2 separate regions of the Homo sapiens genome follow, and region 2 is linked to region 1. A link is an interaction called in ENCODE POLR2A ChIA-PET data of the cell type or tissue named here. Cell type or tissue: Caco-2. All regions are shown on one strand. Region 1 overlaps EMC10 (ER membrane protein complex subunit 10). Region 2 overlaps MYH14 (myosin heavy chain 14).

What was found. ChIA-PET counts read pairs that join two places held together with the same protein. Peaks named below come from ENCODE experiments on the same cell type or tissue, not always from the same donor. Only the 100,000 strongest peaks of a DNase experiment are listed, where the experiment ranks them.
Region 2: POLR2A ChIA-PET joins it to region 1 with 12 read pairs; 1 of 35 experiments calls an interaction of 5 or more read pairs at or near these places.

What each region holds. Positions count from the first base shown.
Region 1 is chr19:50,482,628-50,487,627 of GRCh38, forward strand. It overlaps EMC10 (ER membrane protein complex subunit 10), which reads left to right. Exons shown (of 7, transcript NM_206538.4): 7 at 1-5,000. It overlaps MYREM (MYBPC2 cis regulating lncRNA enhancer of myogenesis), which reads right to left. Exons shown (of 2, transcript NR_186349.1): 1 at 4,765-5,000; 2 at 4,183-4,561. Among named protein-coding and RNA genes, the nearest start is that of MYREM, 3.8 kb to the right of the region's middle. In Caco-2, a CTCF peak has its summit at 4,467 (motif pointing right); a DNase peak (open chromatin) is centred at 4,414.
Region 2 is chr19:50,232,290-50,237,289 of GRCh38, forward strand. The region is part of intron 10 of MYH14 (myosin heavy chain 14); the gene reads left to right. Among named protein-coding and RNA genes, the nearest start is that of MYH14, 31 kb to the left of the region's middle. In Caco-2, no CTCF peak of the experiment used is centred here; a DNase peak (open chromatin) is centred at 2,312.

The DNA of each region.
Region 1 (5,000 bases):
TGTGCCTTTGTTCCAGGTGGTCTCACCCTCCTGTCCCTGGCTGGGCTAGGTGGTCCTGTCCAGGCTCCTGCAGCGCCCCCCTCACTTTGACACTGGACTAGGATGCAGCCTCCCTTCTGTGTCCCCTTGAGGGTACCCTGGGTCCCCTCATCAGGGGCAGAGGCATGAAAGAGTCGGGGCTGGATGGCCGGGGGCTTCTGGGCCCGACGCCTAGTGCAGCCCCTGGGGTCGTGGTTTGACATTTGTCTGCCTGGTGCAAACAAGGAATCCTTGCCTTTAAGGTGACAGGCCCTCCACAGGCTTCCAGACTTGAAGGAAAAGGTTTAAGAAAGAAAACAAAACCAACAGTTAGTGGAGTCAAAGCCCAGACACTGTAAATAGAACCCCCTCCACCACCCCCCGCCGCCCAGCATCCTACCTGGACTGCGGTGCTACGAGGGCCTGCGGGCCTTTGCTGTGTGCCACCCTCCCTGTAAGTCTATTTAAAAACATCGACGATACATTGAAATGTGTGAACGTTTTGAAAAGCTACAGCTTCCAGCAGCCAAAAGCAACTGTTGTTTTGGCAAGACGGTCCTGATGTACAAGCTTGATTGAAATTCACTGCTCACTTGATACGTTATTCAGAAACCCAAGGAATGGCTGTCCCCATCCTCATGTGGCTGTGTGGAGCTCAGCTGTGTTGTGTGGCAGTTTATTAAACTGTCCCCCAGATCGACACGCAGCTAGCCTCCTGCATTGTATGGTTATAAATAGCACCCTAGTGAGTGCTGTCGTCCAGTCTCTCTTGGGTGTGGTTTGAATGATCTCGGGATGCATGACTAAAATGGAATTACGATGGCAGATCGGAAACGCGTTTATAAACAAGTGATGGTTTGTGAGTCGACTGTCAAGACCAGGAGGTGGTGCACCGTGGGAGGTTGCCTTCCCTCCCATCACTTCTTTTTGTTTTTGAGTCAGGGTCTTGCTCTGTTACCCAAGCTGGAGTGCAGTGGCGGTACCTTGACTCACTGCGACCTCCACCTCTCAGGCTCAGCGATTCTCCCACCTCAGCCTCCTGAGTAGCTGGAATTGTAGGCGTGCACCACCACGCGCAGCTAGTTTTTGTATTTTTTGTAGAGACGGGGTTTCACCATATTGCCCAGGCTGGTCGTGAACTGCTGGACTCGAGTGATCCACCTGCCTCGGCTTCCCAAAGTGCTGGGATTACAGGCGTGAGCCACCGCGCCTGGCCTATTTTTGGTAACTTTAATAAAGAAGATAGTCTTAGCATTGCTAACTTCTGTTTCTTTCTCCACCTGCAGGAGATAGCTTATGCTTTTTCTGTCTTCATTCCATGTGAATCCTGCTTCATTCTTTTCCTAGAGGATTCCAGAAATATTTACTAATGCTTTTTTTTTTTTTTTTTTTTTTTTTTTGAGGCAGAGTCTCGCTCTGTCATCCAGGCTGGAGTACAATGGCACGATCTCAGCTCACTGCAACCTCCGCTTCCTGAGTTTAAGCGATTCTCCTGCATCAGCCTCCCAAATAGCGGGGATTGCAGGCGCCCGCCAACACACCTGGCTAATTTTTGTATTGTTAGTAGAGACAGGGTTTCACCATGTTGGCCAGGCTAGTCTTGAACTCCTGACCTCAGGTGATCTACCTGCCTCAGCTTCCCAAAGTGCTGGGATTACAGGCATGAGCCACTGCGCCAGGCCTACTGATGCTTTTTGGGAAGTGTTCCCAACTTGGAGTCCTGGTCCCTGTGTCTGATCTGCAGATGTCTTCTACCCCGGCACTGGGGGAACATCTTATTTTTCCTGGGTTAAACATTGGGATCTTTATAAACCTGATTATGTCCTTTCCCTCTAAGTCTCGGTTGCTTTCAGGCTGGCAGGGTTACTCTGTTGGGTATTCCAGGAAATGCCTGAGCTCCTTCAGGCTCCCCTAGCGTTCTGTTCTTATTAAACTTTTCTTCCCCGTCTGGCCGGTCCTTGGGGAACCCACTCACTATTTTATTTTATTGACCGGGTTATCCAGGGATGAAGTATGAAACTCAAAAGATAGAGTAGGTTGGCCAGGCATAGTGATTCATGCTTGTAGTCCCAGCTGTTTGGGAGGCTGAGACAGGAGGATCGCTTGAGCCCCAGAGTTCGATGCTTCCTGAGCTGTGATTGAATCACTTTACTCCAGCCTGGGTGACAGAGTGAGACCCTGTCTCCAGAATAGACAAAAGATGCAGTGGAATCCACGTCCAGAAACTGTATGCTCACTCTGGGCTCCAGCACCCACTTCCCCTCCCTGGAGGCAGCCTGAGTTTTCTGTCCCCTGGTATGCTGCAGATACTCTCCACAGAAACAAGCAGATGCACATGTCAACAGTTTTGCAAGTGTTGCTCTTTTCCCCCACCTTCTTTTGACATAGCTGGGGCAGTTTCCATCTCTGGTATAAGGTGCCATCTTATTCCATCTCTGGTGTAAGAGTGTGTTGCTGGATTTGAGTAGTTCTAAGCAGCACTGCAGGAGTCCCCCTGTTCTGCTGCATCATTTTGCACACATATGTGTCTGTGGAAGACATGGCCCGGTGGGGCCCCACCTTGCTGGGGGAGAGGGATGTGTGTGTGATGGTGGTGCATGCTTCCCCCTTGCTACTCCAGGTGTCTGCCCCATCCCTTCACCCTGGAGGTTCCAGACAGCCCCTCTTCACCAGCGATTCCCCAACTCATCTCCAGCTCAGATCCCACCCCTGATCTCCAGACTCATGGCCCCAGCTGCCTCCTGGGCTCCTTCCCCAGGATGTGCCTCAGGGGCCACTAAAGGAGCCAGTGCCTCCCACCTGCCCGGATCGGGTGCTCCTCCAGGGATCTTTGTTCCAGTGAGTGGTGCCATCACCTGCCCAACCTCATGGACCAGAGCACTGCCCTGTCCCAATCACGTTCTCCTATGCACCACCATACCTACCCCTAAAGTTCTTCCTGGCCTCATCCCGTCACCTCTGTCTCCATGGCCTTGGTCCCAGCTCAAGCCTCGTCCTCTGCCACCTGGACCATCGGCCCAGCCTCCTCTTTGGCCTCCCAGCCCCCAACATCCCCCCCTCAGTCCATCCCCCTAATGGAGAGCTTCCTGACACTAGAGCTGACCTCACTACTCCCCTGCTCACAGCCCTCCGCGTGGCCTCTCACCTCCCCCAGGATAGAGTCCCAACCCATCCTTCTGTGTCTCCTCCTCTCTGTGTCCACTGTCCTGACCCTAACTCAATCCTCATTCTCTGCCTCCTGGACCCTCATCCTAGCCTCGTGACTTCTGGTCTAAGATGTGAGAGCACCTGGCAAGGTAAATGCTCCAGGAGGGGTTGCTCCCTCCCATTTCCTGCCACCAGAAAATGTTATCGGCTGCGTGGCATTGCGAAAGCCTTCCTCTTCCCAGCCTAGGGTTTCATGTGGGCATTTAGGTGCTCCCAGTACATAGTTGCATGGCAAACAATCCTAAAATATACAAGACTACATTTAGTATTTTGTAAAATTCTTTACTAACCCCAAATTGTCTACTGGAAACTATAGGCTCCTTTTTTTTTGGTGGGTGGGGGGCAGGTGTGTTTGTGGGATGGAGTTTCACTTGTCACCCAGGCTGGAGTGCAGTGGCTCAATTTTGGCTCAATGCAACCTCCACCTCCCAGGTTCAAGCAATTCTCTTGCCTCAGCCTCCTGAGTAGCTGGGATTACAACCGTGTGCCACCACACCCAGCCAATTTTTGTATTTTTAGTAGAGACCGGGTTTCACCATGTTGGCCAGGCTGGTCTTGAACTCCTGACCTCAAGCGATCCACCTTAGTCTCCTAAAGTGCTGGGATTACATGTGTGAGCCACCGCCCCTGGCCTCTGTAGGCTTCTTTAACCCATCAGAGAGACTCCCTGGTAAGGATTAGGGGCTAATTACTGGTGCCTCTTCAGCTGTCAGTCCATCCTCCTTTATTTGTACCCACCTTCCAGTCAGCAAGGCACAACAATGTTGTTACAAAGGAAACAAACTCAATTTGGCCCATTTCCTGGAAATGCAATCTCCCAAACAGGTTTGTGTGAACCAAATTCCATTTTCCTTTGTTTCCCATGTGCAGTCCCAGTTGCATTTCCATGGGAGCCAATCCACCCACCCATAGAATGACTTGAAAATGTGTGAAGTTCAGAAGTTTCATACCAAGAAGTTTGCTGAGCATGATGTTTGTATATTGATTAGGAGTAAAAATGTTCATTTTTACAAAATATTACAACTTCTCCCTCTCCCCTCCTTCCACCCAGTATCCCCTGTTCCTCCCCCAGGCATTCTGGTCACTGTTCCTTTTTGTTGAGATCATTCTCGGTGTCTCATATAGCTGGGTTGCAGCTCCGTTCTTTGCCAGGAGGTGGTAATAGAGGATTCCACGCACTCAGAATGCCTCAGGCCGGCGCCTGTGGCTTCTCTCAATGGAGGGAAGTGTCCTGCAGGGGGCGCTGTTGGTCCTTCAGGCAAGGTCGGGTTCCCTCGAAGTCTCTGTCTTAGCAGTTGCTGGTCTTCAGAAACATTGGGCACCAATTTTCTCATTTCTGAAATGGAATTCAGGTGAGGTCCCCTCAGTGCTGAGGTGCTTCATGTTGTCAGAGGAAGAGTTGGGAAGGGAGCGGAATGGAGCAGAAAGGCGTCATCCGCTGCTCACTGAGCTCAGATAGGAGGCCAGGGATCGGCAGATTCAGGAGCCCACTCCTGGCCAACCCCAGGGGCCCCACCCAGTCCTGTCCCTGCTCCTTACGTGCTGTGTATCTTTAGGCAAGTTGCTTCCTGTCTCTGAGCGTCGTCTTTGTTTCCGCCTTCCTGGGCCTACGGCAGGCCTGATTCCTCCAGGCAGTGTCCAGAGTTCCGGACAGATGGAAAAGGAAGAGAGAATGGGTGTCACAAAGGTCTGTCCACTCCTGGGCCTCAGGCTTGGGGGCCCTGCTCAGGGCTAGCCTGTTTGGGCCTCGGTATGGACTCCTGCCTCCTGGTCAG
Region 2 (5,000 bases), 250 kb before region 1:
TGTTAGTAGACTATGAGTGCAGCTGGGCGCAGTGGCTCATGCCTGTAATCCCAGCACTTTGGGAGTCCCAGGCAGGTGGATCATTTGAGGTCAGGAGTTCAAGACCAGCCTGGCCAATATGGTGAAACACCGTTTCTACTGAAAATACAAAAAAGTTAGCCAGGCGTGGTGGTGGGCACCTGTAATCCCAGCTACTCAGGAGGCTTAGGCAGGAGAATAGTTTGAACCCAGGAGGCGGAGGTTGCAGTGAGCTGAGATCGCACCACTGCACTGCAGCCTGGTCAACAGAGCGAGACTCTGTCTCAAAAAAAAAAAAAAAAAAAAAAACAAAAAGACCATGAGTGCCATGGAGAAAGATGGGGGAGGGAGGGGCACAGCTTTAAGCAGGGGCTCAGGGGAGGGTGGACTGAGATGGGGATGTTTGAACGAAGTCCTGAGGAAGTGAGGGAATGAGCACTGGAGATGTGGGGGAAGAGCATTCCTGGCAGAGGGAACAGCCTGTGCAAAGGCCCTGAGGCAGGAAAGGGGTGGCATATTTGAGGGATTGACACTTCTGGTGGTGGAGCTGCAGAGGGGTGGGGAGTCTCAAACGCCAGCCTAGGAGGTTGGGACTTTGTCCTGGGGTGCTGGGGAGCTGTGGGAGGGCTGGGAGCAGGGGTTGGACAAATTCAGCTCTGGGAGCAAGAAGACCCCTTGGGGGCCGTGTGAGAGACACACTGGAGTGGGTGGTGCTGAGACCAGAAGGAGGCTGCTGAGGCTCTAGGGAAGGCTCAGGACGCTGTCCCAGGGCTGCTCAGGTTGGCCCAGGCTGCGCGGCACTGGTTATTTGGTGTTAAATGCTCAGCTCATCACCCCCGTGTCAGGGTGCTGTGCCCACCCCCACTTTTTTTTTTCTTTTGAGAGGGAGTCTCACTCTGTTACCCAGGCTGGAATGCAGTGGTGTGATCTCAGCCCACTGCAACCTCTGCCTCCTGTGTTCAAGTAATTCTCCTGCCTCAGCCTCCCGAGTAACTGGGATTACAGGCGCCCGCCACCTCGCCTGGATAATTTTTGTATTTTTAGTAGACATGGGGTTTCACCATGTTGGCCAGGCTGGTCTCGAACCCCTGACATCAGGTGATCCACCCTCCTCGGCCTCTCAAAGTGCTGGGATTCCAGGCGTGAGCCGCTGCGCCCAGCCTGTGCCCCCACTTTTTTCACCAAACAGCATGTTTTGACAGCAGCTCTGTCTCAGTGCTGCATTAGTTTGCTTAGGCTAACAAAGTACCACAAACCTAGTGCCTAAAACAACAGAAATTGATTGTCTTGTGGTTCTGGAGGCCAGACGCCCGGGATCGTGGTGTTAGTGAGGGTGGTTCATCCCGGGAGAATCGGCTGCAGGTCTCTCCCTAGGCTCCTGGTGGTTTTCTGGCAATCTTCGGCGTTCCCTGGCTCATAGTCGCATCACCCGATCTCTGCTTTTGTGTTCACATGGCGGCTCCCTGTGTGTGCATCTGTGTCCAAAATTCCCCCTCCCCCCTCCCCCCGACCCCCCCGCCCCAACCTTTTTGTTTTTTTGAGACGGAGTCTTGCTGGAGTGCAAGTGGTGCAATCTCGGCTCACTGCAACCTCCACCTCCCGGGTTCAAGCGATTCTCCTGCCTCAGCCTCCCAAGTAGTTGGGATCACAGGCGTGTGTGCCACCACACCCGGCTAATTTTTTTGTACTTTTAGTAGAGACAGGGTTTCACTAAGTTGGCCAGGCTGGTCTCGAACTGCTGACTTCAAGTGATCCTCCCGCCTCCGCCTCCCAAAGTGCTGGGATTACAGGCATGAGCCACCGCACCTGGCCTCCTACCCTACACTGGTATGATTTTATCTTAACTCGTTACATCCGTAATGACCCTGTTTCCAATACTGTCACATTCTGAGGTCCTGGGGTTTAGATCCCCAACATGCTTTTTAGGAGGGGGTGGTGTAGACATGATTCAACCCGTAACAAGTACGTAGGTGGACCTCCGCCTTTTCAGAGGCTGCGTAATGTTTCATTGTTTGCGTGAACTATGATTCTTTTAACCAAGCCCTCCAAAGAAAGACCTTTAGGTGTTTCTGGGCTGAGCCAGGGCCGCCTCTGGGTCTGATTGTCTTCTGGTCTCTGGCGCTGTGGGAGGCCCCAGGAGCTATTGTTGGCTCCAGGGCCGGATTGGAAGTGCTGGAAATGGAGCGTAGCTTGGCTGTCTACCCAGGCTGCAAACAGCCGGGCCTCTTGTGGCCTATTGACACAGGGTCTTGGGCCTCTCCCACCCCCACCCCGCCGCATTTCCCAACCAGGGTTGCATAATTCCCCAGCCTGCATGACTCCGCAGCTGGGCAGCTGGCACACAAATTCAGACTGTGGCTGCAATGGGGACCTGGGCCTCCCAGCCTGTCCTCTTAGGTCCTGCCTGGCCTCTTGTCACCATGAGCTCATGTGACCCTCCTGGCAGCTGCCCTGCTGTGTGGCAGGCGCAGGCAGCAGCTCTGATTTTTGGAATTCAGAAATAAAAACTTTGCAGCAACCTATGCATGTAGTAACATAAACTGAATGTGGCTAAAGGTTGTACTGACAAAACCAAGCCTTCCCACTCTTCCCTGGCCCTAGTTTCCCACTGTTGAGCTTCTTGTATCTCCTTCCAGAAATATTTTAAGAATATAAGAAAAGACACATATTATTTGTCTATAGGAGGAGGCATTCTCTAACCCCACAGCTGATGTTCAGCTGTCAACATCACTGTGGTGATAAAAAAAATGTGAAGCAATTTCTCTATTGGTTCAAAAGTTCCGGCCAAGTGCAGTGGCTCACGCCTGTAATCCCAACAGTTTGGGAGGCCGACTGAGGTCAGGAGTTCGAGACCAGCCTGGCCAACATGGTGAAACCCCGTCTCTACTAAAAATACAAAAATTAGCCAGACATGGTGGTGGGCGCCTGTAGTCCCAGCTACTCAGGAGGCTGAGGCTAGAGAATTGCTTGAACCTGGGAGGCAGAGGTTGCAGTGAGCCAAGATCTCACCACTGCACTCCAGCTTGGAGCAGAGCGAGACTCCATCCAAAAAAAAAAAAAAAAGTTCCTGGATGTTGGTTGCTCCAGCTGGCCCCCCAGCTCCCTACCCTTCCACTAGAGACCCCCCTGGACCCTGGCCCAGCACTCTGGCCTAGGTTAGTCTGGGCCAGGCAGTGCTAGAGTTAAATACTCAGCTTGTCATTGGCTCACTCCTGTAATCCTAACACTTTGGGAGGCCGAGGTGGGAGAATCACTTGAGGCCAGGAGTTTGAGACCAGCCTGGGCAATATGGTGAGACCCTGTCTCTACTAAAAATTAAAAAAAAAAAAAATTAACCAGGTGTGGTGGTGCAAATCTGTAGTCCCAGCTACTTGGGAGGCTGAGGTGGGAGGATTAAGTCCAGGAGTAGGAGACTACAGTGAGCTATGATTGCACCACTGTACTCCAGGCTGGTGATAGAATGAGACCCCATCTCAAAACACCCCAAAACAAAGAAACAAATTACTCAGCTCATCATTCCCATGGAAGGATGCTCTGGACCCCCTCTCCACTGCCCTTTCCTACAGACTGGTATATTTTGGCCATAGTTGTGGTTCAAAATAGATGGACCTCATTCCTTTTTGCAGCTGCGTAAGGTTTTATTGTTTAAATAAACTATGATTCTTTCAGCCAATCCCTTGCAGATAGAGCCTTAGGTTGTTTCCATTCCATTACTATTGGAACAATTAAAAAAAAAAATGCTAAGCCAGCGCAGTGGCTCACGCCTGTAATCCCAGCACTTTCAGAGGCCAAAGCAGGCAGCTTGCTTGAGCTCAGGAGTTTGAGACCAGCCTGGGCAACATGATGCAACCTCGTCTTTACAAAAAACACAAAAAATTACCTGGGCGTGGTGGTGTGCGCCTTTACTCCCAGCTATTTGGGGGGCTGAGGTGGGAGGATCTCTTGAGCCCGGGAGGTGGAGGCTGCAGTGAACCGAGATCATGCCACTGCACTCCAGCCTGGGCGACAAAGTGAGACTCTGGGTCAAAAAGAAACAAGCTACCGTGAATATCCTTGTAAACAGGTTCTTGTGCTCTTGTGGAAACAGACCTGTAGGTTCAATTCTTAGAAACGAAATGCCAGCTGGGCGCGGTGGCTCACACCTGTAATCCCAGCACTTTGGGAGGCCGAGGCAGGCGGATCATGAGGTCAGAAGTTTGAGACCAGTCTGACCAACATGGTGAAACCCTGTCTCTACTAAAAATACAAAAATTAGCTGGGCGTGGTGGCACATGCCTGTAATCCCAGCTACTCGGGAGGTTGAGGCAGGAGAATCGCTTGAACCCGGGAGGCGGAGGTTGCAGTGAGCCAAGATTAAGCCACTGCACTCCAGCCTGGGTGTCAGAGCAAGACTCCATCTCAAAAAAAAAGAAAAAAAAGAAATGAAATGCCATTTCCAAGGAGACTTGTGATTCTTGTTTGCGTTCAGCATTAAAAAAATCGAACAGCTTTAAGATATAATTCACGTCACACCATTCACCTATTTAAACTGTGCAATTCCATAGCATTTTGTGTATTCATAGAGTTGTGCACCTATCATACAGTCACTTTTAGAACATTTTCAGTAGCCCAAGAAGATAACGCATACCCTTTAGCTGTCCCCCCAGGCCCTGTCCACAGCCTCTGGCAACCACTCTTCTGCTTTCGGTCTCTATGGACTTGCGTATTCTGGACATTTCATAGCAGTGAAATCATGCCGTATATGATCCTTTGTGACTGGCTGCTTTCTCTTGGCATCATTTTCAAGTTTCATCCACATTGTAGCATGCAGTAGGTTTCCTTCCTTTTTATTGCTGAATAATTTTTATTGTTATCTTCTTATCATGGAAAATTTCAAACATGTATGCAAACAGAGTGCAGAATGTAATGAATGCCCCACCACCACCAGCTGGCAGCTGTCACCAGCTCCATCAATGATGAACCGGTGACCTCTTGTGTTTCAT